Regions from separate parts of the Homo sapiens genome. Here all the other regions are linked to region 3. Evidence: chromatin contacts called from ENCODE Hi-C or POLR2A ChIA-PET data. All regions are on one chromosome and are shown on one strand. The core of a region is the stretch at or near the end of the contact, and the rest is flanking DNA. Distances in the headings are between cores, read along the strand shown.

The links. A loop is a pair of places that touch in the nucleus more often than their neighbours do. ChIA-PET counts read pairs that join two places held with the same protein, here RNA polymerase II (POLR2A). Pooled maps may share reads with other maps.
Region 1: a map of sigmoid colon shows a loop between it and region 3 (3-fold over the local background). The contact joins the enhancer-like site here to the promoter of TLL2 in region 3. A Hi-C loop is called at or near these places in 3 of 168 maps with a recorded cell type or tissue (DLD1, K562 and sigmoid colon) and 3 of 50 pooled maps. POLR2A ChIA-PET finds 5 or more read pairs at or near these places in 1 of 52 experiments (activated CD4-positive, alpha-beta T cell).
Region 2: a map of chondrocyte shows a loop between it and region 3 (2.2-fold over the local background). The contact joins the enhancer-like site here to the promoter of TLL2 in region 3. A Hi-C loop is called at or near these places in 3 of 168 maps with a recorded cell type or tissue (chondrocyte, dorsolateral prefrontal cortex and ectodermal cell) and 5 of 50 pooled maps. POLR2A ChIA-PET finds 5 or more read pairs at or near these places in 3 of 52 experiments (H1 and WTC11).

The regions. Positions count from the first base shown.
Region 1 is chr10:96,617,458-96,620,244 of GRCh38, reverse strand. The region is part of intron 12 of PIK3AP1 (phosphoinositide-3-kinase adaptor protein 1); the gene reads left to right. It also overlaps the pseudogene RNA5SP324. Among named protein-coding and RNA genes, the nearest start is that of TM9SF3, 32 kb to the right of the region's middle. Within about 2 kb of position 1,469, at least 9 of the 41 ENCODE cell types and tissues checked have a DNase peak (open chromatin) inside an H3K27ac peak, as active enhancers do.
Region 2 is chr10:96,411,955-96,414,909 of GRCh38, reverse strand. It overlaps TLL2 (tolloid like 2), which reads left to right. Exons shown (of 21, transcript NM_012465.4): 8 at 1,594-1,718. Among named protein-coding and RNA genes, the nearest start is that of OPALIN, 54 kb to the right of the region's middle. Within about 2 kb of position 1,514, at least 2 of the 41 ENCODE cell types and tissues checked have a DNase peak (open chromatin) inside an H3K27ac peak, as active enhancers do.
Region 3 is chr10:96,512,591-96,515,290 of GRCh38, reverse strand. It overlaps TLL2 (tolloid like 2), which reads left to right and starts at 1,365. Exons shown (of 21, transcript NM_012465.4): 1 at 1,365-1,780. The coding sequence starts at 1,606. RefSeq lists an enhancer at 1,515-1,584.

The DNA.
Region 1 (2,787 bases), core at 220-2,719, 100 kb before region 3:
CTGTGCCTGCGAATGTTTGAGTTTCATTGTGAACCAGTGAGTGTGTATGAGTGTCACCTCGGTCTGTAACCACATGGCTCCCTGGCTGAGAGCTGGGTAGCTTTTCCAGGTACCATGAGGCTTGAGATCAGGAACAAAGACTCAACTACAAACACTAACTCTGCTGCTGTGTCTCTCTGCATTTGGCTCCCTGCTTCTGCTTTCCAGCTTTTTTCTTTTCAGAGTCTCTCTCTCTCTATTCCTACTGCCAAATACCCTCATAACTATCACACTTTATGACTCAAAGAGAACTTGGAAAACTCCCAAGAAATATGATTAAATGAACAAAACAAGTTGCAGATACAAAACCACCCAAATTAAAACAACTCAGACACGTCCACACACAAACTCTGTATTTCTATGGACATGTATATAAATGCAAGGACAAAGATCTGGAAACGGCCACTTCGGGCCCATTCCAGGGGCCACCTCTCAGGAGAAGACTGGGATTGGAGGACTGGGGTGTCAGAGGAGACTCTTGCTCTACCTGTATAGTTTGAAGCTTTTATGAGAATATATAACTCCATACCTGTATCATAAGTGTACATGATGTATAATTAAAAACAAAAAAAGAACTCAAACTTAACCTTAGGAAGCTCATTCTTAGTCCACCAATGCCTTTGTATTAAAAAGGAGGAAATGGGGCTCAGGAGGTTAAGGGACACGTCCAAGGCATCTTTCCTAGTGAGGGGCCGAGTCAGGACTGGAACTATTGCTTTCTCTCTCCACCTCCCCAGGCTGCTTCCTTCAAAGTACTAGCCAGGCCCGACCCTGCTTACCCTCAGAGATCAGATGGGATTGGGCGCGTTCAGGGTGTTATGGCTATAGACCCTGGTGGTGTGTATTCTAATCTCTGTTCTTACGCTATCTGACATACCAGCTGTCAAGGCGGGGAGTAAGCAGCACCCGTCCAGGGCTGAGATAGGAGCCTGTCTTCTGGGACAGGATTAGTGGTGAAGAGTGGGGAAGCATGTCATCAGGCCGCATTTGCTGACCTCCGACAGTGCTATGTTAGGCATTGTGCTCAGCGTTAAATAGACCTGATCTCTTTCACTCCTCATACACGCATATGAAATAAGTATTACTCCTCCTGTTCTACAGAAAACTGAGGCTCAGAGAGGCGAAGAGGCAGTCAAGGTTCAAACCTCCCCTTTCTCACCCCAGAGCCTGTGCTCCCTTCACTATGCCTTCTGCCTTTTTAGTGCTCCTTAAGACAGGGGCACCTGCTCTGCCAGCTGCCTCCCTCCCTTTTGGGGCCTGAAGGGTGGGAGGGCACTCTGGAGAGCTGAATGCAGGAATCACGGGTGCTTTTCACTCAGGAGCCCCTGGGAGGCTGCAGTCCTGCTGAGAAAAGGCTGGCCCTGGCTAAACAATGTTTTTTTGCTCCTTGCCAAGTTGTGCAACCACGTGGCACAGTAGTTAAGAACAGCCAGGGCTCTAGAGCTGGCAGCCTGAATTTACATCTTTATTCTGCTATTTGATGACCTTGACCTTGCTGTGCCTCATATGAAAGGGGAGGACTAGGTGATATAAGCTACTGTAAGCAGCATAACTGGTACGTAGTAAATACATAATAAATGTTAGCTCTCTTTCTTTTTTTCTTTTTTTTTTTTTTTACATTTTCTTGTAGTGTAAGGTAATTGCTAATATGAGGTATAATCTGTAAGCAATTAATACAAATATAAATAGGTATAAGCCACCACTAACTCAGTCTGCTGGAAAGCTTCTCAGCTAAAGTAGTTTGAGGATAAGGTTAAGGGAAATGAGAAGGGGTGGACAGGGCAGGTTTCCAGTGGGAACATAATTTACGTGTCTTATCATTACCATCATCCTGTATGTACCAGTCCATTGTTGCAGAAAGGTAAATCCTTTCCAAGTATGGTTTTTTTGTTATCGTTGTTGTTGTTATACTTTAAGTTCTAGGGTACATGTGCACAACGTGCAGGTTTTTTACATAGGTATACATGTGCCATGTCTTTCTGTGTTTCTATCCAAGAGACCTCTTCCCTTCCCATGAGCTGGTCCAGAACTCTTGGGCATAGCAGACGACGGGTTTATATTTAATACGGCAGAATCCCAGCTCATGGGGGCTCACATTGTTTGGTTCCCTGAGAGCCTCTAGCCACTTCCTGAGCATCTCCCCTTCAGGGGCTGGTGGTGTGGAGACATTCCTGGGTGGAGGCCTCATCTTCCTTTTCCTCTGCCTCTCTGTCCACTCCTCTGTCTCCTTCACGTCACCCTCTCACAATGGACATTGAAGCTTTCCTTCAGCTCCTTCTCTGTGCAGTCTGTGTCTCCAGTTCCATGTTTCCAGCCCCAGTTGGCTTTGTCCCCCTGAGTGCCCCAGGCTCACAGCATGTCTAACAACAAACCATCCCTCAAGGCCGCTTTCCTTTCCCAACAGCCTCTCTGTGCTCATCACAGAGGAGAGGGAGATCAGACCTCAGAGTCTCTTTGGCCTTCTCCCGTGCTTCCGCTCACCCAGTCAGCGGTGTGTCCTGCTTGGTCCTGCTCTGCGGCATTTGTCCTCTTGCATCTGCTCCTGTCTCTCCATTCCCCCAGCCACATCCCCATGTCAGCTTCTGTTGCCTGCATCTGGCATACTCCATAGTCTCCAGGAAGGTCTGCTGGCCTCTGTTCCTTCTTCTCTAGTTCACTAGAACCTTAAATCCATGACAAGCTCACAGTGTTCAGTGTTTCCCTGCTGTCTCCTGGACACAGGTGAGTCTCTTCAGCCTGCAGCTGCAG
Region 2 (2,955 bases), core at 265-2,764, 100 kb after region 3:
ACAAGGAGGAGGGTATGGGTTCAAGGGGTGCAAAAAAGGTAGAGTGGACAGGACCTGGCTCCTGGTTTGGTAGGAGAGTATGAGGGAGAGGGAGGAGCTGAGAATGCCCTCAGATTCAGGCTCAGGAGACAAGGATCATGGAGTGAGCAGGAGAAGGATGGAATTGTGATAAATTTGGTTTTGAGCACGTTGGATATAAGAGGCCCATAGGACAGCCCAGGGGAGGTGTTACGAGGCATCTGGGGCTCAGCAGAGGATCCTGGGCTGGAAACAGAGGATTAGCTGTGAGGCTGCAGATGATGGTTAAAAGCCGTAGGAGCAGATGGAATATGGAGAGAGAGGACAGAGGGAGAGGGCAGAAACCCAAGGGGCATCACTGAAGGGGAAGCAGAAGTGGTTCTTGTCTCACTGCTCAGAGAGAGCCATGGCCTGGACCCAGGGAGAAGACAGTGAGGAGGGAGGAGGGCATCGGAGGTCAGTGCTGGAGAGAGGGCAGACGGAGATTGGAAGCTGTCTACTGGCAGATGAGTGGTGACCGTTGCTGATGGGGTCAGATCACAGGTGGATTGAGAAGTGAATCAGAGGTGAGCAGTTGGGGAATGGAGACAATACTTTATAGAAACTTGGTTAAGAAGGGAAGGAAAAAAACAAGGTGGTGACTGGAGGAGATGCTGATTCAAGGAGAGGCCTAACATCCAGGAGAGGCCCCAGATAGAGGGTCTGGAAGCAGAAGAGGAGGCTCAGAGCTGGCAGCAGACAAGGCAGCAGGCGGGATGTAAACCATGCCCACAACAGGGCCAGCGCTCAGCTGGCAACCTGATTTCCACTTGTCTAGTTTAGAAATGAAGCTGTCATTTTAGATTTCAGTCAAATAGGAGTAGAATAAGATGTTAGAGATAGAAGGGGCTGCCATGACCATCTCAACAAATTTCTTATTGTTTAGTGGGGTAAACTGAGACTTAGAGAGGCTCAGAGAGGGGAAGGGTCTTGTCCAAGCACACACAGGCCTAGTGTAGAAATCTCTAGTCCAGGGCTTTTTTCACTACTTCTTGTTCTCTGCATTTATCTCATTTTCCATCTGATTTCCCTCTTACCAGCAGGGCCTCCAAACTGGGACCACCAATTCATCAACCTGCACTTGCTGACCAGCCCCTGAGAGTCTCACATTGGACCAGTTCCCAAGCTCTCCCTGGGGTGGCTCCAGGACTTAACTACACACAGTACTTCCCAATGCACAGCTGCAGGGGGCGCCATTCACACCGTGGTCTCTCCGGGGTCTGGACCTGTCAGGGCTTCATGAAAATGCTCAGGACACATCCCTAAGGAAGCCCCTGGGCTACCGCACTAGGGCATATTTTTACACTTGGCAGAGTCATCTTCCCACTGGAAAGCGAGTAGGCAGCTGATGAGATGGAATGTGAAAATGCTAGCATGAGCGAAGGAAACCTCTTCAGTCATGCCAGCCTGGGAGAGGCTGGCCAGGGGGCAGGAATGTTGATGGGGTTATGGGCAAGGGAATGAAGCCTAGAAATCCCAGCACAGACAGCCTGATGGCCTTGACTTTTCTTTTTCTGTCTTTTTTCCTTCCTGTAGAGGAGTTTTCTTAGACACCATCCTTCCCCGTCAAGATGACAATGGCGTCAGGCCAACCATTGGCCAGCGCGTGCGGCTCAGTCAGGGAGACATAGCTCAAGCCCGGAAGCTGTACAAATGCCCAGGTAACTATGAGCCGTGGGGACTGCCAGCACCTCCCTAGCATCTCCAAAGCACAGTCCCTATGCTGGGAAAACAACTTGGGGGACCTAAAGGGACTATTCCTTGGCAGCTTTAATTTCTGGTGTCCTTCTGGTAGGAGGTGCTAGGCAGTATAGAAAGGTGAAATGGTGACATGGTGGCAGGCAGTGAAGAGAATAATAGGTCTTAGAGTCCATTGGCAATTTCATGAGAGGCTTCAGACTTCTCTGGCAAAGCCTTTGTGTCCAGAAGGGGAAGAAGGCATAACAGAACAACAGTAAATAGGGGTGTAATGCAGTGTGTGCCCCATAACAGTAAGAGCACCTCTCCTTTCTCTGGGACTAGGGGATGTGGGTTTGGGAAAACAAGAACCAAGCTGGATTTTGCAGGAAGACAAAGAGTGAGGGAGAATGCTTTTGGGAGGATGGAAGTCAGTTTCCCAAATGCTACAAGGTGGAGGGAGTCTCAGTGCTATTAATGAGCTTGTTGCTTTGGTCTTGGGGCTTTCCTGGCCATCCTAGGTGCTGGTCAGTGGCCAGGAGTCTGCCATTGAAGATGGGACAATACTGGGATTGGAGCAAATGCCTGTTCCCTGGCCCGTTTGGAAGTGTTCCTTCCCCTTGGATTTGTCCCGTTTGTCTTCCATCCCCTTGGCTTCAGCATCATCATCATACACACACCGTCTGAGCTCTTCTAGACCCCTTTCAGCTCTTGAGCCTCAATGTAAAGCACTGGTTAGGGCAGCTGAGTTTTTAGTACTGATGGATCAGAATCCATTTCAGTGGTTTTAGGAGGATAGAAGGAAGTTCCATTACCAATAGCCTTTCCCAGACTTCCAAACCAGACACAGAGTTTGATCATGGGATGAAGTATTTGAAGTGAGGACCGTCTTAGAAAATCTGGGCTGTCACATTACCTTACTAAGCAGGACCCGAGGGATGCAAAGGGCTGCGTGGGGCTTGCTTCCTCAAGAAACTTTAGAAAATATGTCCGTCCAGCTATTAGTCATCTGGGGGCGTGTTAGGGCTGAAATACAGGACACACATATCATATAACCTTGCTGAATTGAACGGGAAACCTTATAGCATACCCTGGGAAATGCCATCATATTTATTCAGTTATAACATTTATGCTGCTCACTTCCCAAAAGGATTCAAAGCAAAATACTGTGGAGCCACATAGTAATGTATCTGTTCTTGCAGAATGTTGATGATTATTCTA
Region 3 (2,700 bases), core at 116-2,615:
TCCATTCTGTATGTTATGTGCCCATTTGATGAAAACAGCATGAGGCAGGGTCAACATTGCATTTCTTTCTAAGAACGAGGACAAAATATGAGTAGCATCCTTCCAATAGTTAACTTTTAGCCCTTTACTTGTGTGAAGGACTTGTTATCCCAGTTGATAGATGAGAAGACAGATGACCATAAGTGCAAGAAATTCAGAGTTTGATGTGAAGCCCAGCTCTGGGCTCCCTGTTGACTATTTTGTCATTGATGTATGTGAAACCATGTGGAAATCCAAAAGGAAAGTTGTCCATTTTTCTGCTTGCAGTTTAAATTGAAAAAAGATTCTACTGGGCATGATGCAAAACATTTCTACACATACACATTTGTGTGTTATAGTTGACAGGGCCATTTTACTTGCATAAAAAGATCTTTGAAAAGCCTCACAGTAATAATACTTTTTATATCTCTAAATCAAAATGGCTCAGTTCTGAGAATTTTTACATTTTAGGTACAAAATAGAAGTGGGTTTCAAATAGCTCTTGATTAGTGTCATTATTTGGGCATATGTTTTTAATTGGCAAAAAAAAAACAGACTTCAGAAATTGGTCATTTTTATTCCATCAAGTTAACGGTGAGTGGCTTATTTAATAAAAACATGTCTGTAATTTAACACAAGTAGCACGTACAGCTGTTCATTTGTGTCTTTTTGACTGTGTGAAGCATCTTAGACGGTTTTACTGAAAGATAGGGTCACCGAGAGGGGAAATCTGTGGACTTAAATCTTTTTTCATTACCTATCGCCGGCCACTAGGTTAGGTTAGTTGCCGCCAGCAAGCGCCCTTCATGGCTCGACTAGGGAATGTGGAGAGAGCTGAGAGAATCGAAATCCTCGATTTTTTTTTCTTTGCTGAGAGGGACCTGAGAGACATTCACTCATCCCTGCAAAGAAGCAGCTGCCCGAATGCACATAGCCAGTTGGTAGTGACATGAATCCGTACACAGGGCTCCTGGTCCAGCGCTCCGAGTTCTAACCACTCTGGCCACGTGTGCATCGGGGAGTTGTAAAGTGAGTTATGGAAATAAAACAAGGCGAGAAGCCCAGTCCCGATCTTCAGGAGCAGCATTCTCGGGAGCCAGAGGCCGAGGTGGCGCCCCGGGCAGGCGCCTTAGGCTGGGTGGGTGCGGAGCTGGCCCCGGCCTTTGGCTCCAGCATCTTCACCTCGCTCGCCTGCCTCCGAAGTTGCGAAGGTGCCGGGAAGAGGAGGGGCCTCGCCTCGGGCGCCCGAGTGATTGGCTGCTTAGGGCCCCGGGCGAAGGCTGTGTGGTCCAGCCCTGGTGGAGAGGGGCGGAGCGGCCACTGCTCCAACCACCGCCGCCACCGCCACACTCGCAGCCGCCGCAGCCTCGGCCGCCGGGCAAGTAGCTCCGAGCGGCTGCTTCCCGGTTGCCTCGACGAAGACAGGGGGCGCCGCGCTCCGCTTGCTCCGCGCCTGAGCCATGCCCAGCAGCCCTGTGTAACCACCGAGTCCCGGCCGGAGCCGACCGACCCAGTGTGCGCCGTCTTTCGGCCGAGCTGAGCTTTCGTGCACGCAACTCCCTCTGCCCCAGCCGGCCCCGCGCCACCATGCCCCGGGCGACTGCACTTGGGGCCCTGGTGTCACTGCTGCTGCTGCTGCCGCTGCCTCGCGGCGCCGGGGGACTCGGGGAGCGCCCGGACGCCACCGCAGACTACTCAGAGCTGGACGGCGAGGAGGGCACGGAGCAGCAGCTGGAGCATTACCACGACCCTTGCAAAGCCGGTAGGTGCCGCCGCTGGGGAAGTCCCGCAGAAGTTTGCCTTTGAAATGCAAATGAGGTGGTGGGCAAGCCTGCACTACCGTCTATGGGGCGGGTCTCCCCTCCCCTCCCCTGAGATCCCCGGCTCCCCCGGAAGACAATGCCTCCGAGGAATTGCTTAAAAACCACTCCGAGGCTGGGATGTCCCGGCCCCAGGTTTGCGGTGCGCACCGGGGGGCGACAGCTGGCGCGTTCCCAAAGCGAATCAGAGCGGGTGCCAGAGGCCGAGAGGGCGCCCAGGGGCCGGGGTGGGTGCCAGGGCCGCCTGACAGCGAGTGGGCAGCACTGGCCACCGCCAGACGCTCCGGGCCGGAGCAGAAGAGCTGGACTGGGCGCGGCGCTCCGAGGCTCAGATGGAGTTCCTGGCTCCGATTTCACAGCATTTTTAAGTTTCGCGCAAAGTTTCCCAAGATCTGTGGTTACTCTTGGGAGATTTTAAAAAGAAAAGCGTCACAGCGGGCAAAAGGAAAGGGGTCGCCGAGGGAGAATGAGCAAGACTCGAATAGCCGGAAACTTCCCTGTAGCGGTACCGGCCTGAGGGTCGCTCTGGGCGGGCGGAGATGGAAGCCGGCAGGTGCTCTAATCCCTCCAGGAAGCGGCGCCCCAGGACGTACGGGCCTTTCGGGCGCAATCGCCGCCCGGGCGCTGCAGCTCCCGCTTCCTCGGGGCCACTGATCGGCTCGTGAGTCCTGAGGGGAGCGGCTTCCGAGCTGGAGTCGTTGAAGCGTTAGCCTCCGAAGGGCCAAGCGCATGTTCCAGCAAGCTGATGAGTGTGGGGCAGTTCCAGCACGGACAGAGGGGTGCTCACGCTCACGCTCCCAGGGAGATGCTGGGCTCAGAGGCTCGCACAGACGCTCCTGGCCCATGGCCAGTGTCCCGCGAG